Linked DNA regions of Homo sapiens: regions 1 and 2 are each linked to region 3. Evidence: chromatin contacts called from ENCODE Hi-C or POLR2A ChIA-PET data. All regions are on one chromosome and are shown on one strand. The core of a region is the stretch at or near the end of the contact, and the rest is flanking DNA. Distances in the headings are between cores, read along the strand shown.

What was found. Hi-C counts contacts between places; a loop is a spot of excess contacts on that map. ChIA-PET counts read pairs that join two places held with the same protein, here RNA polymerase II (POLR2A). Pooled maps may share reads with other maps.
Region 1: a loop to region 3 is called in a pooled map, with 3 times the contacts of the local background. The contact joins the promoter of RBMS2 here to the promoter of NAB2 in region 3. A Hi-C loop is called at or near these places in 8 of 50 pooled maps. POLR2A ChIA-PET finds 5 or more read pairs at or near these places in 2 of 52 experiments (AG04450 and MCF 10A).
Region 2: a map of CD4-positive, alpha-beta memory T cell shows a loop between it and region 3 (10-fold over the local background). The contact joins the promoter of CTDSP2 here to the promoter of NAB2 in region 3. A Hi-C loop is called at or near these places in 1 of 168 maps with a recorded cell type or tissue (CD4-positive, alpha-beta memory T cell) and 13 of 50 pooled maps. POLR2A ChIA-PET finds 5 or more read pairs at or near these places in 1 of 52 experiments (OCI-LY7).

What each region holds. Positions count from the first base shown.
Region 1 is chr12:56,520,374-56,523,073 of GRCh38, reverse strand. RBMS2 (RNA binding motif single stranded interacting protein 2) reads right to left here and starts at 1,254. Exons shown (of 14, transcript NM_002898.4): 1 at 985-1,254. The coding sequence starts at 1,050. RefSeq lists an enhancer at 76-819.
Region 2 is chr12:57,845,296-57,847,995 of GRCh38, reverse strand. CTDSP2 (CTD small phosphatase 2) reads left to right here and starts at 1,267. Exons shown (of 8, transcript NM_005730.4): 1 at 1,267-1,624. The coding sequence starts at 1,561. RefSeq lists silencers at 786-965, 1,036-1,115, 1,126-1,555, 2,146-2,445.
Region 3 is chr12:57,087,849-57,090,548 of GRCh38, reverse strand. NAB2 (NGFI-A binding protein 2) reads right to left here and starts at 1,435. Exons shown (of 7, transcript NM_005967.4): 1 at 1,195-1,435. The coding sequence starts at 1,277. It also overlaps a transcript of NEMP1 not described here. RefSeq lists a silencer at 1,224-1,843 and an enhancer at 2,114-2,163.

The DNA of each region.
Region 1 (2,700 bases), core at 5-2,504, 570 kb after region 3:
ATCCACCTCTAATGGTCTCATTAGGTACATGAGAAAGCAGCAGGAATCGTTCCTCACCCTCCAACATTCCATTAGATGAGCAAAAGATTCCCTAAATGTCTATGTCACATTTTTTCTTCAAAGAACAGCTACAACACAAAGAGAGGGTAAAGAGTCTTCTTCCTGCTACAGCATGAAATTCCTCCTAATCAGTATGCTGTGCGCCCTGAAATGCCAGAAACTGCCAAATATATTCCTTGTCAAATATGGACAAGATTGTCCATCTCTCCCCATGTGCCCAAGGACAGCACAATTCTCTGGCAGCCATGGGTTAATCATAAAGACTCCTAGGATCACTGCAAAGTCTGGCTATCTGCAGAGGTCCAAGTATCAGTTCAAATACAAGATCCAAAGTATCACAGCGCTCTGTGCCTTAATCCCAAGGTGCGATGTCTCTCAAGACTCCTTCTCTATAGGCTGGGTGGGGTAGGATCTGTAGTCTAGAAGAGTATACCCAGCTCTTGATAAACTGTTGTGGTTTCTCTGACTATCTATGATTTCAGCTATCTAATACTACTGGTGGTATGGGTAGGAGGGAAGGTTGGGGAGAGAATGGAAACAGTTAATCAAAAAATAAAATAATCTTGTGGGGTGGGGTGGACTGGGGGACAGGGTCTGAAATGACATATTATCCTTGTGGAGATTGATACATCAGCAGGAAGTCAAACTAACTTCATTTCATAAGGATACAAACTTGCAAGCTTGATTTGTTTTTAATTCCCCTGTCTTTTCAGGCCTCGCAGAGACTGAAAGTTCCCTGAACTCCAGAACCAGTTGAGGAAAGATGCAGAAAGCAGTAGTGGAAAAGGGAGAAGCGCGGTGAGGAATTAGGAATCTTGAGAGAGGAAGCCCCTTCCCCTCTTTAAAAAGAATGTAAAAACCAAGGGCATTGCAAGATCCCCAGAAAAAGAAGTAGCTAGATACCAAAAAAGCGCTTTTCCCTACCTTCTTGTTGTTTCTATTGTAGCCAAAAGTCGAAATCCCGGGCCTGGAAGTCACGGATAGCAGCATTTTCTCTTTAATGTTAGGGAACGAGCGAGAGAGAGAGAGAGAGAGAAAGGGAGGGGGTAAGAAAGACGGGGAGGGAGGGAGGAGGGGAGCGAGGGAAAGGGGGAGAGGGAGGGAGGAAAAAAGGGAGGGGGAGGAGAAAGGAGGAGAAAAGGAGCAGGAGGAGAGAGATGAAGGGGGGCTGCGGGCAGAGAATGAGCTCGGGCTGCTCCTTTACGTCACTGAGAGAAGTTAACAGAGTCTGAATGAGGCAGAGGCACTTCCACTGGGTCCTAATGCCCAAGATGTTTTTTTTTGTTTGTTTTTCATAGTCTCAGGAGTTAAAGCTAGAAAGAAGAGTTCTTAGGTCTAACCCCTTTCAAATTTATCCCCTTTCCTCTATGAACAAGTTCCGATTCTCATATAAAGACAATGAGGGCTTTATTTCCACCCTTAGATCTCAGCTATAAGATTTCAAGCTTGATTTTAAAGGGGCTCCTGAGACATTGCCTTGGAGAACACGCAAAAAAAAAAAAAAAAAAAAACAGAGTTAGAGTGTGTGAGATAAGCTCAGGGCTTCCCCTACTTTACACTTACAGTGATTTTTTTTTTTTTTTTTTGAGACAGAGTTTTAGTCTGTCACCCAGGCTGAAGTGCAGTGGTGCAATCCCGGATCCGGCTCACTGCAACCTCCACCTTCCGCAATTCTCCTGCCTCAGCCTCTCGAGTAGCTGGGATTACAGGTGACCACCACCACACCCAGCTGATTTTTGTATTTTTTAGTAGGGACGGGGTTTCGCCATCTTGGCCAGGCTGGTCTCGAACTCCTGACCTCAAGTGATCCACCCACTCAACCTCCCAAAGTGCTGGGATTACAGGCATGAGCCACCACCCCTGGCCCATTTATAGTGATCTTAATGTACAAAGGAACAAACAGAGGAACACACCAAAGAGCAGAGCTAAGCAAAACAGAGTATGGGGTATAACTAGTTTCAGATCCTTAGATGTGTTTCTCTTGGGTCATACCAATGGGCTGATGCCCCTCACTCCTATTTCAGATTCTCCGAGGAATGAGTTCATACTTAAGAAGGAATTATCAGACTGGACTATATCATGAAACTTGGTGCCTTGTTATTTCTCTAACAATTGCAGGCTATCTTATTTAACACTTTACCCTGCTATTTCCTCATCTTTAAGATCCATGAAACTGAAACAATTACAGTAACTCACCAAACCTGGAGTTTATGTCTAAATTGAAGTCTACAGTTGGGATGTCTGCTTTGAGTTGTCTTTGAGCTGTTTAAAAAAAAAAAATACTTAAGAAGCATATGCTTCAACAGAATAAAAACACAAAATTCTTAGGAAGGAATACAAATTTCAGAGTCAAGAACCTAATAGAGTTGCAACACTTACCTCTACTAGTTTCCAAAGAATGTCTTTGTAGGCGTAACCTTAACAAGAAAGGAAACCAAAAACTTAAGAATGATATCCAGTAACCCCTACCAATCCAAGTGCAATAGGGATGTTAAATGAAAGCCTTCAAATCCCTTCATAAGGCCACCTTGCTGCCATCCTAAGTAGTTTCTTGAGATATAAATTAACCCTGTCTGTTTTGTGACAACAAATATTAAGCCCAAACCCTCCCTCAAATGAAGTTCTGGTCTCTATTCTAGT
Region 2 (2,700 bases), core at 18-2,517, 760 kb before region 3:
GCTGAAGCTCCTCCGAGAGACCTCCATCCATCTAAAGGAAGCTGGGACTGTGGGGGCAAAAAGAGAGGGGTAGGATGAGGGAGGTAGGGAGGAGGGGCGGAGTCGGGGCCGCCTAAATGGGAGTAAGTCGGTGGGTGTGAGGAAAGCCCAGCACCTCAGGTCTCATTTTCAGTGTTTTGGGGGACACAGTCCCGAGGTCAGTTCCAGCTCTTATACTCTGGAGTCCTAGGTCCGCCCACACGCACACACCCCTTTCGGGATTCGAAGGTTGTACTTTTTTTTTTTTTTTTTTGAGACAGAGTCTCGCTCTGTCGCCCAGGCTGGAGTGCAGTGGCGCGATCTCGGCTACCTGCAATCTCCGCCTCCCGGGTTCAAGCAAGTCTTTGCCTCAGCCTCCCGAGTAGCTGGGATTACAGGCGCCCGCCACCACGCCCGGCTAATTTTTTTGTATTTTTAGTAGAGACGGGGTTTCACCATCTTGGCCAGGCTGGTCTTGAACTCCTGACCTCGTGATCCACCCACCTCGGCCTTCCAAAGTGCTGGGATTACAGGCGTGAGCCACCGCGCCTGGCCTCGACGGTTGTACTTTTATGTGACTTGGTACGTCCTTGATTCTAGGGCTAAGCAGGGGGGTAAGGTAACTTCCGATCCGCCCCATCCCCTGCTGGAGTCAGGTTAGGCTTAGCGGCTTGTCTTGGTCACCCCTGAAGGGGGAAACCTTTCCACCTTCCCCGAGTGCGCCCTCCGAGAAAAGAACACCCCAGCACAGAGCACCAGAACGTGAGCTTCGGAGCGGCCTTTTAAATAGTTGGGAAGGGGGTGTGGCCGAGGAGACTGGGAGGCCGCAGTCTGGCGCGGGGGGAGTGGCCCGGGGGCGTGGCCGTGGCGCCTGGAATGTTGTTAGGTCCTCTCACCGCATAGTAAGGAGGGGCCACGCCCCTTTTCTCCAAGAGAGCCAATCGGAGCACCGGAACGGTTTCAAGTCTCCCCCGCCAGCCTGCCCGCCCGCCACCCCACCCCCCTTGAGGATTCGCTTTTTCCGTAACAAAATAGCAAAGCTCCCGACTGTCCGCAGCCCCGGCCGCTCACAGATGGAGGGTCCCAGGGCCTAGGACGCAGCCCCCAGCGGGAAGCTCCAGCTGGCCGTGAAGAGGCCGAGTCGAGAGCCGGGAGGCGCGCGGGGGTGGGCGCTGCAGCCGCGGGTTGTTTATCTGGAGTACGGAGGGGAGGGGGGAGCCTGGAAACCGCCCCGTGTCCCATTTCCTCCTCTTGTTTTCGCTCCGGATTCTCCATGTTGGACCCAAACTGAGGAGCCCGGAGCTGCCGCTGGGGGATCGGGGCCGGGGGCACCCGGGGGAGCCGCTGCCCGGGCCGCCCGCCCTTTGTACAGGCCGCCTCCCTTCCCGGTCCGGGGAGGAAACGAGAGGGGGGATGTGAACAGCTGTGGAAGTCGGAGTCTCGGGAGCCGGAGCGGGCCCCCGCCCAGGCCCCCCAGCCCAGCCCAGCCCGCGCGCCCGCCCGTCCTCCCGCCCAGCCAGCCCGGGCCCGCGGGATTGTTAGATGGAACACGGCTCCATCATCACCCAGGCGCGGAGGGAAGACGCCCTGGTGCTCACCAAGCAAGGTAGGGGCAGCAACTTCCCAAAACTTTGCGTCGCCCCCGGGCGCGGAGGGGGCTAGCACAGCCCCGAACCCAGGTCTCGGCCCTTGACCTCCAGGGCTTAGAGCCAGCGATCCCGACTGGACCCCTCCGGTCCATCCGCCCCCGCATCCCGGCTGGCACTCAGACCTCCGTGGGGGTTGCACGGGGATCCCGGCGCCCGAGCGGAAAGGGCGTCTTCGGCGCAGCTGTCACCCTGTCCCGCAACCCCTCCCCCTCGGGGCTGAGAGACGGAGGGGTAGCTCTCGAAGCACTGGGCCACTCCGCGTCCACCGCCTCCGGAGTTGGGGGTGGGGTCGTCACTTTCCTTCACCGCCGCGCGCGGCTGCCCCGGGATCGCGGGGAGGGGTTAGGAAGGTGACAGAGGGAGCCCCAGGTGGAACGGAACCGAGACTGGAGTCCAGCACTTGCAGGCCCCCCCAAGCCCGAGGTCGTTCGGGCAGCTAGCTGGCGGTGACGGCGTCCGGCGGGACTTGGGACCAAGTTCACCTCTTGGAGGCGGGGGCGGTCGCGGTGGGGGAGGGGCCCGGGCCCTGGCGCACCAGACGTGGCGGGTTCCCGGCTCAGCGCAGGCCCCGGGACCTTGGCGGCGTCGGGCTCCCTCCCGGCTGCCTCTGACCAGTTTCGCTGAGCAAACAAGCCCGACCCTGAGGCCCGGCCAGAGCCCCTCCCTGCCCGGTGCGCTCCCCCGGGGCCGGCGCTGCACACACAGAGCCGCGTTTGTTTAGCCCGGGAGCGGTGTCCCTGGTTACATAATTCGCCGGATGGCATCAGACCCGGCGTGGTTCTGAATCGCGCAGCGAAAAAGTGCGAGTTCTCTGTGGGCAGCGGCTGGCGGCCCCCGCCTTCCAGAGCGTCAGGTGGAGGCGCGAGGGGGCCCGCAGGCCCTCGCGGGGGTGAGGCGGAGGCCGAGGCCTCTCCCGGGGCGGGAGAAAGCTGGGGCCCGAGGGTGGAACCTCTTAGTTTGGTCACAGTGGGAGACTCGAAACTCTTTCCCCCTCCGCCACGTTCTTCTTTTGGCCTTGAGGAATGTGTCCAAA
Region 3 (2,700 bases), core at 186-2,685:
GCCTTACTCTTCTCCGCTCAGCTTTTCCCAGGGGTTAAGCATTTATTTATTTATTTATTTATTTATTTATTTGAGACGGAGTCTCGCTCTGTCACCCAGGCTGGAGTGCAGTGGCGCTGTCACTGCAACCTCCGCCTCCCGGGTTCAAGCGATTCTCCTGCCTCAGCCTCCTGAGTAGCTGAGATTACAGGCGCCCGCCACCATGCCCGGCTAATTTTTGTATTTTTAGTAGAAACGGGGTTTCACCATGTTGGTCAGGCTGGGCTCGAATTCCTGACCTCGTGATCCACCCGCCTCAGCCTCCCAAAGTGCTGGGATTACAGGCCTGAGCCACCGGGCCCGCCCGGCCTGGTTAAGCATTCTTAACGCACGCTTCCTCTCTCCCCTCAGAACCTCTCCACCCTTCCAGGCTGCCCAGTGCTCCTCAGTGGCCCCTCTCCTAGCAGTGACACTCCCCACTTCCTCGGTCAGCCTTTTCCTTCAGCTCAGGGGCCGTGGCAGGGGGAGGGGCGCAATTGTTCTGCTCCGGGGCCGTTCCGCCCACACACACTCCCACAGTGGTAGCGTCTGTAGGCGAAAACCGCCCAGGGGCTCCCGCCTACTCTCCTCTCCCATATTTTCCACCCGCATCTTCAAGTGGAGTGGGGGAGCGGCTCAAGGCCTCTTGATGAAGGGGCTGCACACTGAAACTCCCCTCCCCGCTCTGTGAATAAAGGGACAGATATGGGAAGGAACGCCTAAGGCCTCCCTGCCTCCCTCGTCACCCCCCCTTTCCCCCGCTGATGCTCCTTTAACTCAAAGGCACCGGGGGCCCGCGCGCTCCGTGCCAACGAGGGACTGAGGCAACTGAGCGTCCCCCCACCTTCCGCACTGATGCCAGCTCGAGCTCCAGGGCATCCCCTGGTGCTTGGAGGCTCCCACATTCTTTGCAGGGGGCTCTTAGGCCAGATGGAGCCCACAGAGTAAACCAGGAATGGAGATTTGGGTACTACTCTTTCATATCCAGCTTCATCAGATGCTTGCCTGCTCCCAGGGCCCCCTAATTCGAAGACGCACCCCCTTTTCCATCAGTCTCCACCCCCCACCCCCGTCCTGCTTCCCCACGTCCTCCCCTCGACCTCCGCCCTCTGGACCCCATTCCCAAGTCCAGCTCCACCCATCTCCACTCCCCGCTGCCTCCCTTTGCCCACTAACTTGAGTCTGGGCTGCAGGGTCCGGCGGGCGCTGTCCCCTCCGCCCGGCGGCTGCTCGGCTGTGGGGGAAGGCGCTCTGTGCATGGACGGCCGGAGATCACCCGGGCTGCCCTTCTCGGTGCCCGGCGCTCGGCGCCTGCTGCGTGCTGCCCTCTTCCCCGCGCACGATGCCGTGTCCACCGCTGTCCAGGCTCTGTCCCTCCCTCCACGTCTTCTCTCTCCGAGCCTCCGCGCCTCTGTCTGTGCCTCTGCCCCCCCACCCTCCCCGGCTGCGCTTGCCGCCTCTCCGCGCCTCCGCCCCCGCAGGACGCACAGGGAGCGAGGCCCGGAGCTGCGCTGGCTGCCGGGCTGGCGGGCGGAGGGCGTGGGCAGAGCCGGGGGCGGGGGTGGGGGCGGGGGCCGGGGAGGCGGGCGCTGGGGCCTCTCGGCCGCGGAGACGCCGCGGCTTAGAGACTGGGAGAGGCGGAGACGGGGGGGGAGGGGGTGTGGAGCAGGAGGCGGGGGCGGGGATTCAGAGCCGGGGCGCCGAATTGGGGACCGAGGTGACCGAGGCCCGGCTGTGCAGGGCGGGCTTGGGGACCCAGCGGGCGGGGCGAGGTCGTTCTGTGCCGCCCACGCCGGATGCACAGCCGGCCCTCTTGGCGCCCACGTACCCACGTGAGCGCCCCGCCGGCGACATTCCTTCTCTCCCCCACCCCTCCGAGCTGAGAGAGGAGTTTCACAACCACGCACAAGTACACAAAGACACAGAAGCGCACGGACGTGCACACGCGCCTAAACAACTACGGGGACGCCCGTTGCCCATACTCAGGCCTTGTGGTGCTGGACGTGTGAATGTTAGCAGTGAGCCGGGAAAAGTTAGCGAAGGCTGGGCTGTGCGGCTTCTCCTGTGCGTGCATCTGACTCCCGTATAGTGTGCACTTAAGGCGGGCCTGAGAGCGTGGGGCTCTGCAGGGATCTCCTAGATATCCCCGCGCCCCTCCTCAGCCCCAATGGAATAATCTGAGGGGGTCGCTCTCAGAAACCCAGGCCTCCATGCTAGCCTGGAAAGTTTGGGAAACAGGAATGGGAGGGTTATGCTGCACGCCACCACTTAGGTGCGCGTGTTGATTAGACGCGTCGGCTTTTGTCAGCGCGTAGGTCAGGCAGGGATTCCTCCACTTGTCCTCTGTTTGCTGAGGATGAGGCCCTGCCTGGGAATTTTGTGTGACAAAGACGATACCCTTCCTGGGGCCGTCTATTAGGGACCTCGCCCGAGAGTCTAGTGGAAGATGAGTAAGAGGTCGGGAGCCTACGACGTGACTTCCTGCGGCGGAGCTGGAAGGAGGAGCGCCTTGAAGGAGCTTAGCCCCCGCCTCTGCAACCCACCACCGTCTCCCCCTTTGGTTTCTCCTAGCCCCATCTGGTTCGCATTGCACTCCCGCCCACGGCTGGGAGGGCTGTTGGGGGAGGCGGGGGCTCTAAGGGCCCGGCCCATAGACTCTAAGCCCCAGGGAAAGGAGGGGGG